Regions from separate parts of the Homo sapiens genome. Here region 1 is linked to region 2. A link is an interaction called in ENCODE POLR2A ChIA-PET data of the cell type or tissue named here. Cell type or tissue: HepG2. All regions are shown on one strand. Links, peaks and the distances in the headings refer to the core of each region. The heading gives the core; the rest is flanking DNA.

What was found. ChIA-PET counts read pairs that join two places held together with the same protein. Peaks named below come from ENCODE experiments on the same cell type or tissue, not always from the same donor. Only the 100,000 strongest peaks of a DNase experiment are listed, where the experiment ranks them.
Region 1: POLR2A ChIA-PET joins it to region 2 with 6 read pairs; 6 of 35 experiments call an interaction of 5 or more read pairs at or near these places.

The regions. Positions count from the first base shown.
Region 1 is chr17:36,954,199-36,963,096 of GRCh38, forward strand. The region is part of intron 4 of AATF (apoptosis antagonizing transcription factor); the gene reads left to right. Among named protein-coding and RNA genes, the nearest start is that of AATF, 9.7 kb to the left of the region's middle. In HepG2, for the core only: no CTCF peak of the experiment used is centred there; no DNase peak of the experiment used is centred there.
Region 2 is chr17:37,040,138-37,049,035 of GRCh38, forward strand. All of the region lies in intron 11 of AATF (apoptosis antagonizing transcription factor), which reads left to right. It overlaps LOC105371753 (a long non-coding RNA gene), which reads right to left. Exons shown (of 3, transcript XR_934717.4): 2 at 5,753-5,831; 3 at 5,080-5,442. Among named protein-coding and RNA genes, the nearest start is that of MIR2909, 11 kb to the left of the region's middle. RefSeq lists a silencer at 2,981-3,181 and an enhancer at 7,961-8,461. In HepG2, for the core only: no CTCF peak of the experiment used is centred there; a DNase peak (open chromatin) is centred at 3,264.

The DNA of each region.
Region 1 (8,898 bases), core at 3,697-6,196, 84 kb before region 2:
CTTAGCCTTCCGAGTAGCAGGGACCACAAGCGTGCACCACCCTGCCTGTAGAGAGGGATATTTTGTAGAGACAGGGTCTCACTGTGTTGTCCAGGCTGGTCTCAAACTCCTGGCCTCAAGCAATCCTCCCACCTTTGCTTCCCAAAGTGCTAGGATTACAGATGTGACCTACTGAGCCTGGCCCTGAGTTAATTCTTTAAAGCTCAGGGGACACTGGTTGAAAACCCACTGATGTAGAAAGGGAGAAAAAGAATGTCTAATTCAGCTCATTAAACTTGGTTGTATCATGTGTTTAAAAGATGCTTCCTATGTTTGAGAGGTTTTTAGAACAATGTGCTAAGATGATCTTATTTATATCTTTCTTTGAGTGACATAGAGTGAGGAAAGATGATATGCCGAGGGAGAAACACATTTTAGAGGAGAATTACTGAGCTATAAAGAATTCTAGAAGAGGAAAAGGAATTGAGAGACTATTTGGTTCCCAATGTCTTCATTTTACACATGAGAGAATTAAGACCCAGAATGACTTGCCCAAAGTTGCAGAGCTTATTTGTGTATGGCGGAGATGAGGCTCCAACTTTTCTACCTTATGATGTAGGAATCTTCCCTCTGCACCACACTGCCTCCTGTGTGCTGCTTGCCTGTGTGCCCAGTGGCACTGAAGGACTGGGGCAGAGGGAGATTTAGGGTGAGTGTGCTGTGTTTGGGATCTGTATATATCTATATCTAGATATTCAGAGTCCTCATGAAAGAGATATCTATATCCATAGATATAGATATATATGTATAGATTATGTATCTATCTCTCTATATATATATTTGGGAGGCCTTGGCCTCCCAAAGTGTTGGGATTACAGGCATGAGCCTCTGCGCTCAGCTGAGATCAATATGTCTTACTTGCATGCTGAGACTTCATGTTTTCATTTGCTCTTTAAAACTTATTTTTTTAGTATCATGGAGTTAGAGTTGGAAGGGACCTGAGGAGGATATCTAATTTGGCATCTGCCTGTAGGTAGAACCGCCTTAAGACATTCAAGATCAATGTGTAGGATTTCCCAGGTAGGGAGTTCAGTGAACGTTTCTTGTAGGTGAATACCTGATGTAATTAGGAATGGCTTCCTAGAGTCCAGTTTTTGGGTTTTGTGTCCCGCCACACTTAAAGTCTGCTTCTTCCCCTGTGGGAAGTCTGGGCAGTCCTTCCCAGGAGCCTTACGTGGCCTGTGTGGGTGAGGTGGGCCATTTATATCCCCGCCCCTGTCTTTGCCTCCTTTCTCTCTCAAATAGATGACAGATTGATGGTTTTCAAGTTTTTTGAGATTTTTGGAGCACTTCTCTGCTATTTTTAGTGTCCTAGTACCCTAATTCCTGGTATGCCTTTGGAATGAGACCTAGACTGCTCTAGATTAAATGTTTTAAATGTTTCACGATAAGGCCTGTTTTCATTTTGTTACTCATTATTCTTTTTGCTTGAGCCTTTTTCATTTTAAAAAATTCATATTTAAATATAGATATTTTAGGGGTTAGTCAGTGTCCAGTATAATGGACACATATTCTTGGATACGATTTAATTTCTTTTTGTTATGAGACAGGGTCTTGCTCTGTTGCCCAGGCTGGAGTGCAGTAGCGTGATCATAGCTCGTTGCAGCTTCGAACTCTTGGGTTCAAGTGATCTTCCCGCCTCAGCCTCCTGAGTAGCTGGTACTACAGGCATGAGCCACCATGCCCGACTAATTTTTTCTTTTTTTGTGGAAATAGGGTCTCACTATGTTGACCAGGCTGGTCTCAAAACTCCTGGTTTCAAATGATCCTTCCGTGTCAGCCTCCCCAAAATGCTGGGATTACAGGTGTGAGCCACCATACTCAACTCATTTAGTGTCTTTAATCACTGCAGTGTTATTTAACTTTTATTTTGTTCTGATCTTTTTACTCTTTTTTGTACTTAACCAATTGCCTTTACCTCATTGATGAACCTCAATTAATCTGACAGCATCTATTAATCTGACAGGGTGGGTTGTGGTGGAGGAGGGAGAAGAAAGGAAGTTTGGTATCACATATTCTAAGGTGGGAGGGTAGGGAGTTTTCAAGTAATGAGCTGTGCATTTGAAGAGTAGCTAATTTTTCTTGTGGCAATATGACATAATATGTTGTATACTCCCCTGTCTTGATAAACAGACTTTAAGAAAAAAATTCTTGGCCGGGTGCAGTGGCTCACGCCTGTAATGCCAGCACTTTGGGAGGCCGAGGTGGGCTGATCACCTGAGGTCAGAAGTTTGAGCCCAGCCTGGCCAATGTGGTGAAACCCCGTCTCTACTGAAAATACAAAAATTAGCCAAGTGTGGTGGCAGGTGCCTGTAATCTCAGCTACTCGGGAGGCTGAGGCAGGAGAATTGCTTGAACCTGTGAGGCGGAGGCTGCAGCGAGCCAAGATTGTGCCATTGCACTCCAGCCTGGGCAACAAGAGTGAAACTCCGTCTCAAAAAAAAAAAAAAAGTTCTTGGCCGGGCACGGTGGCTCCCGCTTATAATCCCAGCACTTTGGGAGGCTGAGGCAGGCGGATCACTTTAGGTCAAGAGTTTGAGACCAGCCTAGCCAACGTGGTGAAATCCCATCTTTAATAAAAATAAAAATATTAGCCAGGTATGGTGGTACACACTTGTAGTCCCAGCTACTTGGGAGGTTGAGGCAGGAGAATCACTTGAACCCGGGAGCAAAGGTTGTAGTGAGCTGAGATCGTGCTAGTGCACTCTAGCCTGAGCGACAAGAGCGAAACTGTCCCCCCCGAAAAAAAAAAGAGAGAGAGAGAGAAAATTCTTGAGCACATTACTCTGGATGACCAATTTATTACTGTGCTGTATAGCTGGTGTGGAACATAGGCTGAATTTGTACCAACCCCAGAACAACCACTGGAACTTACTGTCTTTAATTAAATCTCTTTTCAATTTGCTTGGTCTTACAGAGTAGTTAAAGTCAGACCGGCTTGGTTTAGATTTCATCTCAGCAATGGATTAGCCATGTGACCTTGGGCAAGTTACTTAACTTCACAGTAAAATGGGGATAATATGGTTGTGAGGATTAAAGGACATAATCAATAGAAAGCATTAGCACAGTGTCTGGCACACATCTCACCATGAATGTTAGGTACTAATATTATCTTTTTCTGCTCAAAGAGGCATTTGGCAGTGTTCGACCATGTGAGCAATCACTCAATAGTTATCAGTGTAACTGAGCCTCACTAGTCTTCAGTGTTTTTTACTTTTTTATTAGTATTTGGATTCTTTATATAATTTAAATTAACTAATTGTTCTGGAAAGTGTTATAGTTTACTAATACTTACAATGCAGTGTTGGCCTCTTACGACGCTATGGAAAGATGGCTACAGATTTCCTTATTGCTATACCCAGCTACTACCTCCTTGAAGCGTTTAACTTTTCCTTGAAATACTTTTCTTTGGCTTGGTGACACTACCTGTGCTGTTTGGGTTCTCCTACCTTTCTGATCTCTTCTCTGGTTCCTTTTGTATCCTCTCAATGTAAATTTCATTCCGTTTAGAATCCTGTCCTCAGGTTGCGTTTTCTCAATATAGTCTCTCCTTGGCACTGTCACTTACTCTGATAACCCTAACTATTGCCTCTAAAATAACAGACTTCCAGCTGTATTCTAGCTCCAGTAAACTCCTGAGTACCATGCCTTTGTAGCTTCAGCACCCTAAACTCTACTTTTCAGAAACTAAATGAATATCTCCTTCCTCTCCACACACCACCCCAAACACGTAAACTTAGTCCCCAGTCACCTTGGTGTTACATGTTGGTAATTTAAACTTGAACTGTGGAAGTGATTTCAAAGACATCGTCTGATATTTTAGTGGCTGCATAAGTGGTAAGTCATGGAGTAATCTTAACAAAATTAAGGGATTTTCTGTGCACAAAACCATTTCTCTAAAAGGGTTTGCTTTTTCTCTCTTTCTTTTTTTTCTTTTTTTTTTGAGATGGAGTCTCTCTCTGTCACCCAGGCTGGAGTGCAGTGGTGCGATCTCAACTCACTGCAACTTCTGCCTCCCAGGTTCAAGCGATTCTCCTGTCTCTGCCTCCTGGGTAGCTGGGACTACAGGCGCATGCCACCACACCCGGCTAATTTTTGTAATTTTTTTTAGTAGAGATGGGGTTTCACCATGTTGGCCAGGCTGGTCCTAAACTCCTGATCTTGTGATCCACCCACCTTGGCCTCTCAAAGTGCTGGGCTTACAGGTATGAGCCACTGTGCCTGGCCTTCTCTCTTTTAGAATTTCTACTGTATTAGGAAATACATCTTTTATGTTGGTGGCAATGATATGTAAGGAAGAAGGGAAGTTACTTAAGGAAATCTCACCATGAGTTATTTAAAACTTTTCATTATGGGATATATCAAACTTATATAAAAGTAGAGAAATAGCACAGTGAACCCCCACATGCCTTCACCAGCTTAAGCAATAATCAATTCATGGTCAATCTTATTTCATCTGTAGTTGTACCAACTCTGCTCACCTTCTGGATTATTTTGAAGCAAATAATACACATTCTCTCATCAGTAAAATTTTCAGCATGTATGTTCAAAAGATAAGGATTTTAAAAAATTATACCATAATCTCATGTAAAAACATTAACAGTAATTTCTTAATAAACATAACTGGCCTGGTGTGGTGGCTCATGCCTGTAATCCTAGCACTTTGGGAGGCCAAGACAGGTGGATCACCTGAGGTCAGGAGTTCGAGGCCAACCTGACCAACATTATGAAACCCCGTCTCTACTGAAAATACAAAAAATTAGCTGGGTGTGGTGGCGGGCACCTGTAATTCCAGCTATTCAGGAGGCCAAACAGGAAAATCTCTTAAACTCGGGAGGTGGAGGTCGCAGTGAGGCGAGATTGCGCCACTGCACTCCAGCCTGGGCAACGAGCAAAACTCCGTCTCAAAAAAAACAAACATACAGACTGGGTGTGGTGGCTCATGCCTGTAATCCCAGCACTTTGGGAGGCCAAGGTGGGCAGATCACCTGAGGTCCGGAGTTCAAGACCAGCCTGGCCAACATAATGAAACACCGTCTCTACAAAAGTACAAAAATTAGCCAGGCATGATGGTGGGTTCCTGTAATCCCATCTACTCAGGAGGCTGAGGTGGGAGAATTGCTTGAACCCAGGAGGCAGAGGTTACAGTGAGCAGAGATCATGCCATTGCACTCCAGCCTGGGTGACAGAGCGAGAGTCTGTCTCAAGAAAACAAACAAACCAACAAACAAAAAACATGACTGATTTGGATGGGTGGGAAAATTGTAAGTAAATGTCTTTTTTGTTTTTTTTCTTTTCTTTAAGGCAAAAGGTCCTAGAGAGTATTTCTGTAACGGGTACTCTACTGTCTTTTTCAGAGTTTGCTCTATAGCTTTAAATGAAGTGATTAAAGGAAAGCTAAACTTCAGTCATAATAAGTTGACCTTTTAGTGCAATGCATGTTATTAATGTATTTAATGAGATGCATTACAAACTGCAGTGAGCACCATGTTTCATTACAGGTCTAAAATGCAATATCATTAAAGACCTTTAATAGAAACAATGGTTGTCATTTTGATATTTCCCGTAAGCAAAACATCCAAGAACACAGCATAATGTAATATAAATACAGAGAAAGTATTAAGATTTTTTACTTTCCTAAGAGTATGAAAACAGATTTCACTATTAATAAATTATATTTTGTTTGCACCCTGTTATCTTCCCATTTCATACTTACACTCTCATATCTTTGTGGTCCTTGCCCAAAAGCCCCAATTATTTTGACTTGACTAGACTAAAATTTTTTTCCCCCCCCGAGATGGAGTCTTGCTCTGTCGCCGAGGCTGGAGTGCAGTGGTGCGACCTTGGCTCACTGCAACCTCTGCCTCCCGGGTTTAAGTGATTCTCCTGCCTCAGCCTCCGGAGTAGCAGGGAGTACAGGCATGCAGCACCACGCCCAGCTAATTTTTGTATTTGTAGTAGAGACGAGGTTTCACCATATTGGCCAGGCCGGTCTTGAACTCCTGACCTCAAGATCCACCCGCCTCGGCCTCCCAAAGTGCTGGGATTACAGGCATGAGCCACTGCACCCGGCTAGACTAAAATTTTTAATGGTAATTTGTCCTCAGCAATAATAGATACCTTAAATAATAATGTTTTAAATTTTGCGTAAGCTGTGGGAAATCATGGAGTCTTGATAATGTTTTGTTTTTAAAGTTTTACTTATTTTTAAGTAGGCAGTACATTCACATAGTTCAAAATTCAAAAATACTAAAGACTATATATACAGTGATAATCCTGTACCCCTGCCGCCCAGTACCCTGTCCCACAGGCAACCAATTTTATCACTGAAATCCCCCCCTTTTAAATTACTTAGTTGCCTTAGGTGACAAATCCATAAATGATTATTTCGGAGTTCTCTCAGTTAACACTTTATGGGTTCTTGGCAAAGTTCTCACAATGTTCTGTAGAACCTTGAAATATTTTTAATTACTTGGGATGGGTTTAAGTATTGCTTGGGATAAAGGCACTTGCAACCCCCTCTAATTGTAACATTGTGTAGGCTTAAGGACCCTTATTGCTGCAGACTTCATCTAGCCAAGATGATGTGAGTAAGATTGATCTTTTTGCTTCAGCTGATGGCTATCATTTTTTAAAATAGCTTCAGTGTTCTAATTATAAAAGTATGTCATGCTTATTTCAAAGATCGGAAAATACATAGAAGCATAAAGAAGAAAATAAGGATTAGCTGTAATCCTACTGCCCAGAGATAACCATAGTTGTCATTTTGATGAATATCCTTCCAGACCTTTTCGCGTGCACACACACACACACCACACACTTTTTAAAACAGAAAATGGAATCATATAAGTATGTACTATTTTCAAGCTTATTTTTCCTACTTAATATTTCATGTCAGTATATTTAGATGTACATCAGCATTTTTAGGAGTTGAAGTATTCCTTTTTATAGATTTACTGCAATTTAGTTAACCAATCTGTATTGATGGGTGCTTAGGTTTATTCTAGCTATTCACTTGTATAAAACATGCTTTAATAAACATCCTTGTACATACATATTTGTGCAGTTTGTCTAAAAATAGCACTGTCCAGTAGAAATATAATGCAAGCCACATGTAATTTAAAATTTTTTAATAACCACATTTTAAAAAAGAAACAGTTAAAATTAATTTTAGACATATTGAACCCAATATATCAAAGATATTATAATTTCAATATGTGATCAATATAAAAATCTTAATGAGATATTTTACATTCCTTTTTTCATGTTAAGTCTTTGAAATCCAGAGTATATTCTATAATCACAGTTCATCTCAATTGGGACTAGACACATTTTGAGTGCTTAGTAGCCACGTGTAGCTAGTGGATACTGTATCATATTGCCCAGATCTATATTCCCTGGAAATGTAGTTGCTGGGACAAAGGACTTGTACATTGATTTTTTTTTTTTTTGGAGACAGAGTTTTCACTCTTGTCGCCCAGGCTGGAGTGCAATGGCAGGATCTCGGCTCACTGCAACCTCTGCCCCGCCGGGTTTAAGCAATTCTCCTGCCTCAGCCTCCTGAGTAGCTGGGATTACAGGCATCCACCACCGTGCCTGGCTAATTTTTGTGTTTTTGGTAGAGACTGGGTTTCACTGTGTTGGCCAGGCTGGTTTTGAACTCCTGACCTCAGGTAATCTGCCTGTCTCAGCCTCCCAAAGTGCTGGGATTACAGGCGTGAGCCACGGTGCTGGGCCTTGTACATTGTTTTTTTAAAAAGGCTTTTGGAATATATTGCCTAACTAGCCCCTGGAAGAATTGTAACAATTTAAATTCTCATCTGTAACAGTTGTTTTCCTACACTCCTGCCTCCACTAGGTATTATTGATCTTCTTTTTGCTAAACTGTAGGTGGGAAATGAAGGCAATCATTTCTTGATAAGTTTCTGTTTGGTATTTACATAATACCTGTTAGCACTGAAATAACATATGCAGTGTTTTATCTATTTATTAGAGAGTGAGTTCTGTGTAGGAAGACTTTTTGTCCCTTTTGAGCTACTACTTTGTCCAACTTAGTTAATTAGGCATTTATATAATGTAGAGAGTAAAGCTGGATCACAGAGCAAGAACTTTTCCAAAGTCACCAAGTGGTGGAATGAGGAGGGGAGTGTCAGATTCTTATGCACTGATTCTACCTACCCTAAGAGTATAAGCCCTAAATGGGTCACAGACCTGTGTGAGCTAAGGGCAGCTTAAAAACTACTGATACCAATCTAGCTAGAAAATGCATTTCACTGTTTTGGGGTTGGGTTTCTTAGGAGTGAGAGTTGTCTTCAGCATCAGAAACAATTTTTTTTTTTTTTTGACTGCTCCATAGACAGAGCAGGGCTATCCCATAGGCAGAGTGGCCCAGAGTAGCTCAGAAAAATAATTTTTAATAGTAATGAGTTAGATAAGAAAGTAGCCCTGACTTGGAGTAGCTAGTAGCTCCATAGTAGGATCACTGTGTCACTATATTCATGGTGAAGTTGTACATATCATTGCACAATGGAACCTCTTTATATGTACATTTAATTAACTCAAACGTAACTATATGTGCCTGGCCAAAAGAAAAAGAGGGAGAGGCTGGGCACTGTGGCTCATGCCTGTAATCCCAGTACTTTGGGAGGCCGAGGCAGGCGAATCACCTGAGGTCAGGTGTTCGAGACCAGTTCAACATGGTGAAATCCCCTCTCTATTAAAAATACAAAAAATGAGCCGGGAGTGGTGGCGGATGCTTGTAATCCCAGCTACTCGGGAGGCTGAGGCAGGAGAATCGCTTGAACCCGGGAGGTGGAGATTGCAGTGAGCCAAGATCGCACCATTGCACTCCAGCCTGAC
Region 2 (8,898 bases), core at 2,101-4,600:
AGATATTGTATTAATCACAGCTAAGTAACTGGCAAGTTACTTGCAAGCCGGTAGGCAATAGCTAAGTTTTTCACCTTAATTTAGTTAGTCATAATCATGTTATTGATGTGCCCCACAGTGATCACTGAGCCAACAGTCGATTGCTGAGATACCATTTCTGTTTCTAAGTGCAGTTATCCTTCGCTCTGATTTATCCACTGTAAGTCTGTCCCCTGTGTCTGATGGGCAATGAAATAATATAGAATAATCATATCATATTTCACTTACTGAGAGTTTACTATATGCCAGACATTGCACTAAGCCCTTCACATATATTTTCATTTGTTCCTCATTTAAAAAAAAAACAGTGATTGATGTTATCTGCATTTTATAAGAATACTAAGGCATGGAACAATTAAATAACTTGCCTAAGCTGAACAGCAAGTAAGTAGTGGAACAGGTGTGTGCATCTAAGAGTGTGGTCCCAACCCCCACTGCTGTTGCCAAGAAATTCACAAACTTTTAGAAATATTTGGGAATCATGTGCCACAGGGAAGGCCCCCATCCCCACCCCTAGCTACTCTTTCAAAAACTTATTTGGGGGGGGGAACTTCTTTAGATTAAAATGCTTCCCCCCCCACGCTTTCTTTTATAGGAGAGATGCTTTCTATACAGGAAGGTTTTGCCTGTCAGTCATTCATATTTTAGTGTGAATCACTGGATTCCCAAACCTGGTTTTATGTTATATCATTCTGGTTACAAAGACCTTAGACCTCATAATTAGCTTTGAATCCTGATCTGGTATATTTAGTCAGTTTATGCATGTAATTCTATTCTCTGCCATAGTCAGGCACCTATCACCTACTTTTCTTAGAGACAGTATCTTTTTCCTGTATAATAAAAATAGTGCATGCTTATGGAAGAAAATTTGAAAAATATAGAAAGGACAAAGAAAAATTTGTCATCCTGCTATTGAGGGTAGAACATTATTAATACTTTTACATGTTTTCTTATAGAATTTTTTGTGTATGTATTTTATACAGATATATACGTATGTGTTTGAATCTTTTTTCAGATTAACTTATAAGCATTTTAATGCCTTAAGTATTTTTAAAAGCATTTTAATAACCTAATAATCTATTATGGAATATGTATTATTGTTGGACATTTAGGTTGTTTGTAGTTGCCTTTCTTTTCAAGTAGTGCTGCAGTGAACATATATATACAGAAATCTATGTTCTAGGTTTTGCTGTGTCTTTAGAATAGATTTCTGGGTCAAATATCTAAACTTTCTAATGACTCTTGATGAGTTTTACTAAGTTACATGACTCTTTTCTTTCCAGCTGAGGCTTATGTCATTTTATCTTTGCTAAGCTGGAGAGCTCTTTTTTCTTTTTCTTTTTTTTTGAGACGGAGTCTTGCCCTGTCGCCCAGGCTGAAGTGCAATGGTGCAATCTCGGCTCACTGCAATGTCCGCCTCCCGGGTTCAAGTGATTCTCCTGCCTCAGCCTCCCAAGTAGATGGGACTACAGGCGTGTCCTATTACACCCGGCTAATTTTGTATTTTTAGTAGAGACGGGGTATTGCCATGTTGGCCAGGCTGGTCGCGAACTCCTGACCTCAGGTGATCCACCCACCTCAGCCTCCCAGAGTGCTGGGATTACAGGTGTGAGCCACCACACCCGGCCGGGAGAGCCATCTTTTAAAAAATATTTCCTATTTAGATATAAAAGTTACTTACTGTTTTTAAGTTCATAACAAATGACACCTTATTGAGGACATATAATATGGTAGGCAGTGGGCTATAATCTAATGTTTATTTTCTCTTATAATAGTAAATTTGAAGAGTATTAATCATGTATTTCTATCATTTGTAGTTGTTTTTATCCTTTGCCCATTTTCTTTTTGAGTTTTGACTTTTCTTTATGAATTTTCTTCCTGTATGAATTCTCTATATTATGGCTATATTTATGGTTATATAACATTTCCTGGTTTTTGTAGATTTCCATATTTTGCTTACCTGTCAATATTAATGATTTTTATTGGTTACATAGAAGTTTTACTTTTTAACCTGATTAAATATATAAGAACCTTTTTGTGGGGGGTGTTTTTCATTGTTTTATGATTAGGCAATCTCTCCTGTATCCCAGAACAATTATTCACCTATATTTTATTTAATTTCATCTGAATTTTTTTTCTTTTAATCTACTTGGGAGCATTATTTTAATATATTATTCAATGATCTTCACTTTTTATTTCTACTGCCTCTTTTTTTGAGTCCAGGTCTTTTTTTTTGTTTTTTTCTTTTTTTAACAAAAGACAAGGTTTTACTCTGTTGCCCAGGCTGGAGTACAGTAGCCCAATTATAGCTCACTGCAGCCTCGAACTCCTGTGCTCTAGTGATTCTCCTGCTGCAGCCTCCCAAGTAGCTGGGACTACAGGCACACACTACCACACCCAGCTTTTTTTTTTTTTTTTTCCTGTAGAGACGGGGTCTTGCTGTGTTGCCCCAGCTGGTCTTGAACTCCTGGACTCAAGCAGTCCTCCCACCTTGGCCTCCCAAAGTGCTAGGATTACAGACATGAGCCACCACTGCACCTGGCCTTTTAATTTTTTCTTTCTTTTTTTTTTTTTTTTCTTTTTGAGACGGAGTCTTGCTCTGTCACCCAGGCTGGAGTGCAGTGGTACCATCTCGGCTCATTGCAAGCTCCTCCTCCCGGGTTCACGCCATTCTTCTGCCTCAGCTTCCCGAGTAGCTGGAACTACAGGCACCCACTACCACGCCTGGCTAATTTTTTGTATTTTTAGTAGAGATGGGGTTTCACTGTGTTAGCCAGGATGGTCTCGATCTCTTGACCTCATGATCTGCCCACCTCGGCCTCCCAAAGTGCTGGGATTACAGGTGTGAGCCACCGCGCCTGGCAAATTTTTTTTTTTTTAATTCCCACATCGACTATTACACTAACGGCATATTAACCAATAGTCTGTATTCTCATCAGTTCTGTTTCATTGCCAGATTCACCTTCCTCCAATATCACATGCTACTCTTTGCCTCTAGCATAAAACCCAGACTCTCAAGCCTGCCAGTCAAGGCCATCGATGACTTGTTGCCTTGCTACTTTTCTCTCCTTATCGCCTATTTCACCCCATGTGCTGTCCAGAGCAGACACCTGCAATCCCTGGGACACACTCCCTATTCTGCATGTCTGTTCATTCTGCTCATAGCCTGCAGCATCTCCCACCCCCGTCTCACTGTTGTTTCCTGTTGAAATATTCAGTCATGAGGTCACCAGCCTTTCTAGGGAGACTTCAGATTCTCCACCCCCACTGAGCTTTCTTCTTTGAACCCATTCTGTTTGTTCCTCCCAAACAGTTAAACTGTTAACTGTATAACAGTTCACAGACACACTTATTGGGGGCTTTTTTCTTGCTAAGTATGTTAACTTAAAAGTCAAAGAAGTATGCCTGTGTGTACTGTAATCTTGTATTTGGTATTATCGAGATTTTATGTTCATATATTTGGAATAATATATTTTAATTTCAATTGTAGTATTTGCAAAACACTTCACTTAAGGTCTTTTTCCAGTTATTGTCGGCCTCCTCTGAGCTCAGCGCTGACTCAGTATTCCTGAGCACCTTATGCCCTCGCTCGTATGCAGTGCCACCCTGGGAAGCCTTCTTTATGGGCCATGGTTTCTTTCTTTTACATAGTGAAAACAGGCCTCTTGTTCACTGGATTCTTGAGAATAAAATGTTCTTTTTAATTTTTTAATTTCTGAGAAGGACTATTTTAAATGTAACCCCTAACAGATAATTATTTAAATAAACAAACTTTGTGTTTTCACATCTGTGTATTACGCCACTGTCCCTCAGCATGCAATACAGACATAGCCATTTCTGTGCAAACCCCAAAAAAAGTTGGGTAGAGGCTTCCTGTCTGAGATGCTTTTAAAGGCCCCCAGCTTGTATGTTTGTTTACAGTTTGCTGTTTACAAGATTATTTTTGCAACTGTCCTATAAGATGAAGATGAGTTTCTTGCCTCTTTTGCTGAAATCTCTCCAAATCATCTCACTTCTTTAATATACTTTCCTCTGCTTCCATGTCACTTTGTATAGATCCATATTATGTATAGCATCTACCACCAGGTTGTTTCCTAATTATTCATAGGTTAGGTCTCCATGCTAAACCATTGCACCGCTTGAGGGCCGGCTCCTTATTTTGTTCTTAGCTCATGGCAATGTTGGAAAAGACCCAGAATGAAAGGTTCTCCTCTGGGACTTCTGATTCCCCACCCTTTGCTTAGAGGGTTTTTGGGGTCATTTTTACTTAGGATTGAACCCTGGGAAAGGCTCTCTCAAGAACACTCTTACATGTCCATCACTTCCAAGACCCTAAACTTTGTATACACTATAGGTTTTCTCCTGCTATATACTATATACTATAGGTTTCTCCTGCTATATACTATATACTATAGGTTTTCTGTGCTATTTAAACCAGGTTTGGTTCTGATGGCCTTCCTATAAATTATTACAGGTCAAGTGTCACCTATCGAATTCTTGCGTCCAGAGGAATTTCGTATTTCAGATTTTCTTGGATTTGGAAATATTTGTATTATCCCCGTTGAGCATGCCTAATCTGAAAATCTGAAATCTGAAGTGCTCCAGTGAGCATTTTCTTACAGCATAGTTCGTGTCGGTGCTCAAAAAGTTTTAGATTTCGGAGCATTTCAGATTTCAGATACTTGAGTTAGAGATACTCACCATGCAGTTACTATGGAGCATGAAGAACCCCAGCAGGGCTCTGTAGTGATTTATAGCTTTCGGTCAGTGTTCTGGACTCTGCTTTCAGGATTTTTCTTTAAGAAGAAAACAGTTCTGGAATGGATTCTGTAAGTGCATTAACAAAGCATAAAGGCCTGGCTGCTTTGTTATTTTTAGTGTTGGTATTAAGTGTCAAGCTAAGAAAGGATATTTAGATCGAGGACCTTACCTCGTTAGACTTGGAGTTCAAGTTGCTGGCAGCACCTGGTCATGGGAAGCTCTCACCAGCCACCCTCAGAAATGAGGTCCTGAATGAGCCATAACCACACCCTATGCTTTACCACTGTCTCCCTGGGGAGCAGAACACTTTATAAACATTAATTCTTTGACCCCCTGGGCACCTCCACTTACGTGGTAAATAAGACTGAAGGCCTTTCTTCTACAATATAGATGAGGAAACATCAGCCCAGAAGGGAAATTACTTGATGAGAGACAGGTGAGCAGCCATGGGCCCCAGGGTGTTTGGAGTCTCAGTAGCTGACCTGCAGCAGCACTCGTGGCTGCCGACACCCAGGAGACACAGTCCTGTTCCGTTCCCCTTTCTGCTTCTCAGAGGGTAGTGGGGGTTGGGCCTTTTGTCTCTTGTATGGAATGTGAAATGCTGCAAAGACGAGCAATTGTTCTTCAATGCTTTGTCCTCCCCTATAAGAAAGAAGAAATCAATACACATTTTCTCATACACACACTTGGCAGCACTCTGCCTTCTCTTCCACAGCTCGGTCCTACAGGGGGAAACACAACTGTACAGCCAGACAGACTCTTCAGGTTCAGGGGAAGAAATGCAAACTGCTCACTTTGCACTTAGCAGTCAGGCTTTTTAGAGCCAATCGTATAACTGGCTGAGGTAATCAAACTGCTGACCTCAGAGACTAGCTGGTGAAACGAGTGGGAGAGATGCCCTGTTGCAGGCCCCCTGTTGCAGGCCTGCTCAGTGCTGCTGGGGAAAGCTCACCTGGCAGGTGTTTAGGACAGATGCTCCTTTTGCTGAATTTCTGATTTGCAGAGGCAGGAAGGAAGTTCTTTGAAGGATACTATTAAAAACCAAAAAATTATGGACAGATTGAGAGCAGCCTTTTTTTTTTAATCAATTAATAGGCATACAGTCTGAACAAGAGCCCCATCTCAGACTGGATTTTATTTTTTCATCAGAAAATGTGGTATCGATATCTGTAATTTTGTCTTACAGCTCACTGCCATTAAACAGTTGTGTGGGATGTGAATAAAAAAGAATTTGCTGCCATTGTTAGGAGAAATGGTAGCTTGGGTGTCAGAAGAGCCTTGCAAGGCAGGAGATGAGTTTAGGGGGAGGGCAGGGGAGCGGGGACTCGGGCTCTGGGGTCCTTCACGCGGAGGAGACCATTAGACCATTAGAGTGTGTGTAGGATCACCAGGGGAGGGTGTCAAAAGAAGAGAGGAAGCCAAGAGCAGAACCTGGGAGAAGGAAGGCAGAGGAGAGCCAGGAGAACACATGCTCCTTGAACGCTCGGGGGGAGACTTCCGGGTAGGGCAGCTGGCCAGCAGCTGGAAGGGCTTGCTCCCCAGGCCCCAGCGGTTCCTCTGTGTCCCCTGACTCGCATTGCAGAGCTGGCACTTTGCATTTGCTCACTTACTAGTTACTTCTTGTGCGTTTTGATTGGTACCCGATTTCTAAGCAAAAGAAATCCTCCAACTTATTACCAGAAGTAATAGCAGAGTGCCTTGCCAAAACTCTATGGGTTGACATTGAATACCCTCACTAATTCCTGCGTGTTGAAGTTAAGCTAGAGCTGAGCGATGCATCCTGTGCTCCCCCAACACACACACACACACACACACACACACACACACACACACGCATGCACACACGCCCTGGGTTGTTGGGCAGCATCCTGATACGGATACAAATGTAACTGGAATGTCAGTCTCACCTTCTGTGCGGCTGGGGGAAGTGATTCACGTCTAAGCAGTGAAGCATCCCCTAGCTTTTAACAGGAGCTGTTAGAGGGGCTGCTGTTTGAACAAGGAGCTTCATCTTCCTGAAGCCAGCAGTCACAAAACCGTAAACACAACACTGGCCAACTCTATTGCGGGGACCGTGGTGGCTTGACGTTAATATTAAACATCTCCAGCAAGGCAGAGAGCTCTGCATCCCAGGTCCGGAATAAAAATAAATAAAAATAAAGAGAAACCCTGCTAAAAGCAGTGTGATGATTTGTCGTCTTTCCTTTGTGAGGCCATTTGTCTTCTCTCACATCAAATCTGTTATAAAACAGTCAAACTGTGAAAGTGGACATCATCCCGGGAATATGGAATATTAATGCGTGGAAGGAGCGGCGCCCCTTTTGTCTGAAGAGTGGCTCCTCCCCCACCCCTCTGCTTTTTTGCAAGTCCGCTAAGGTAAATTATTTTTCTTTAAAATCATGTGGAAGATTTGAAGCTAGTAGTAGGGATGGTGGAAGTTTTGAGTATTTTTCTTCCTTTGTTAAAGTGCAGGGGATTTGTGACTGGCTTGAGTAAGGAGGAAGCACAAGTGAGAAGAAAACCTGTCCACGTGCAGTCCCCTTCTCGCCCCCATCCCTCTCCCCTCTCCTCCCTGTTCCCCAGCCTCTCAGTTCCTTTGTTTGGGGCCTGAACCTGCTTCTTGGAACATTTATAAATCTTGAGTCTGTCTGATCTTTAGGGGACAGGCCAGAGGCCGTGTGTCACCATGTGTAATTTAGAGCTGTAGGGCTAAAAGCTTTTCCAGAGGTTTGAAGGACCTAGTTCTGACCTGACCAAAAGAACGAATTGGAACAGACCTTCTAGAGTCTCCTTCAAGCACTGGGGAGGATGGTGATGAGAGCAGACACACGGGGTAATTTATGGGCTCCGCTGACTGGTGGCTGGGTCCACTTGGAAACGAGTCGTGTACTGCCACCTTGTGGCAGATTCGGGCGGCTGCGGTTTTGTTGTTTTGGAACCTTGTGAAGAGTTTCAGCTAGTGTCGGATTGGACATGATTTGCCTTGTATCTAGATTTAGGTAATTAGTGATAGATAAGGGGTGTCTCTGAGTCATTCTTATTTTGCTAAGTTGATCCTGTTAAGAAATAAGTCTTAGCTGAAAGAAGACTGCTTTCTTTCCCCTTTACCTCCTTTCTTCTGCTTTGTGGTTTTTTTATGGGGGTTTTTGTTGTTGTTCAGTTTTGGTTTGTTTTTTGGTATGGAATTATGATGAGATTTCAGGAGAGAAGCCTGTGATCCTCCTTGGGTTGTTGGGGGATGTTAAGAGGAGAGTGAGGGAGAGTAAGTACCGACTTTTTGGCCGTATTCAGAAATCCTAAGTTTTCTACTATAGTGATTTTTGTGTCATTCTGACTAAATACTAACTCCTTATCAGCACTGTGTCTTTTTACTTGGATTACTTTCCCAGCAATCCAGCCTTCTTGGGGAGCTAAGTTTTTCTTTTCTTTTTTTTTTTTTTTTTTTTTTTTTTAGATGGAGTCTCACTCTTTTGCCCAGGCTGGAGTGCAATGGCACAATCTCGGCTCACTGCAACCTCCGCCTCCCAGGTTCAAGTGATTTTCCCGGCTCAGCCTCCCAAGTACCTGGGATTACAGGCACACACCACCACGCCCAGCTATTTTTTGTATTTTTAGTAGAGACGAGGTTTCTCCATGTTGGCCATGCTGGTCTCAAACCCCTAACCTCAGGTGATCCGCCCACCTTGGCCTCCCAAAGTTCTGGGATTACAGGTGTGAGCCACTGCGCCCAGCCTTGAGGAGCTAAGTTCTAATGCATGTCACCTGTGTCTGAGCCCATTCCCGTGACATACATAGGGCTGCCCCTACCACACAGCCCCAAAGAGCACAGGGCGATTGCCTGCCATTTGGATCAGTATGTTTCTCCTTTTAGGTCATAGAGACACTTCTCAAATATCTTTCTCTCATTTGTAAAGTCACTGATACCGAGTAGGATGAATTTGGGTCGGGGAAAGCAAAGGAATGATGAAAGGAGGGTGCCATTTAGTCCCTCGTGTTGGTTGGGAGCAACTGTAATGCATGCACACAGGTCCTCAGCATGTTGCTCTGTCTCATTCCATTTCTCATGATCATAGATGACGATGCCATTTATGCAATGCG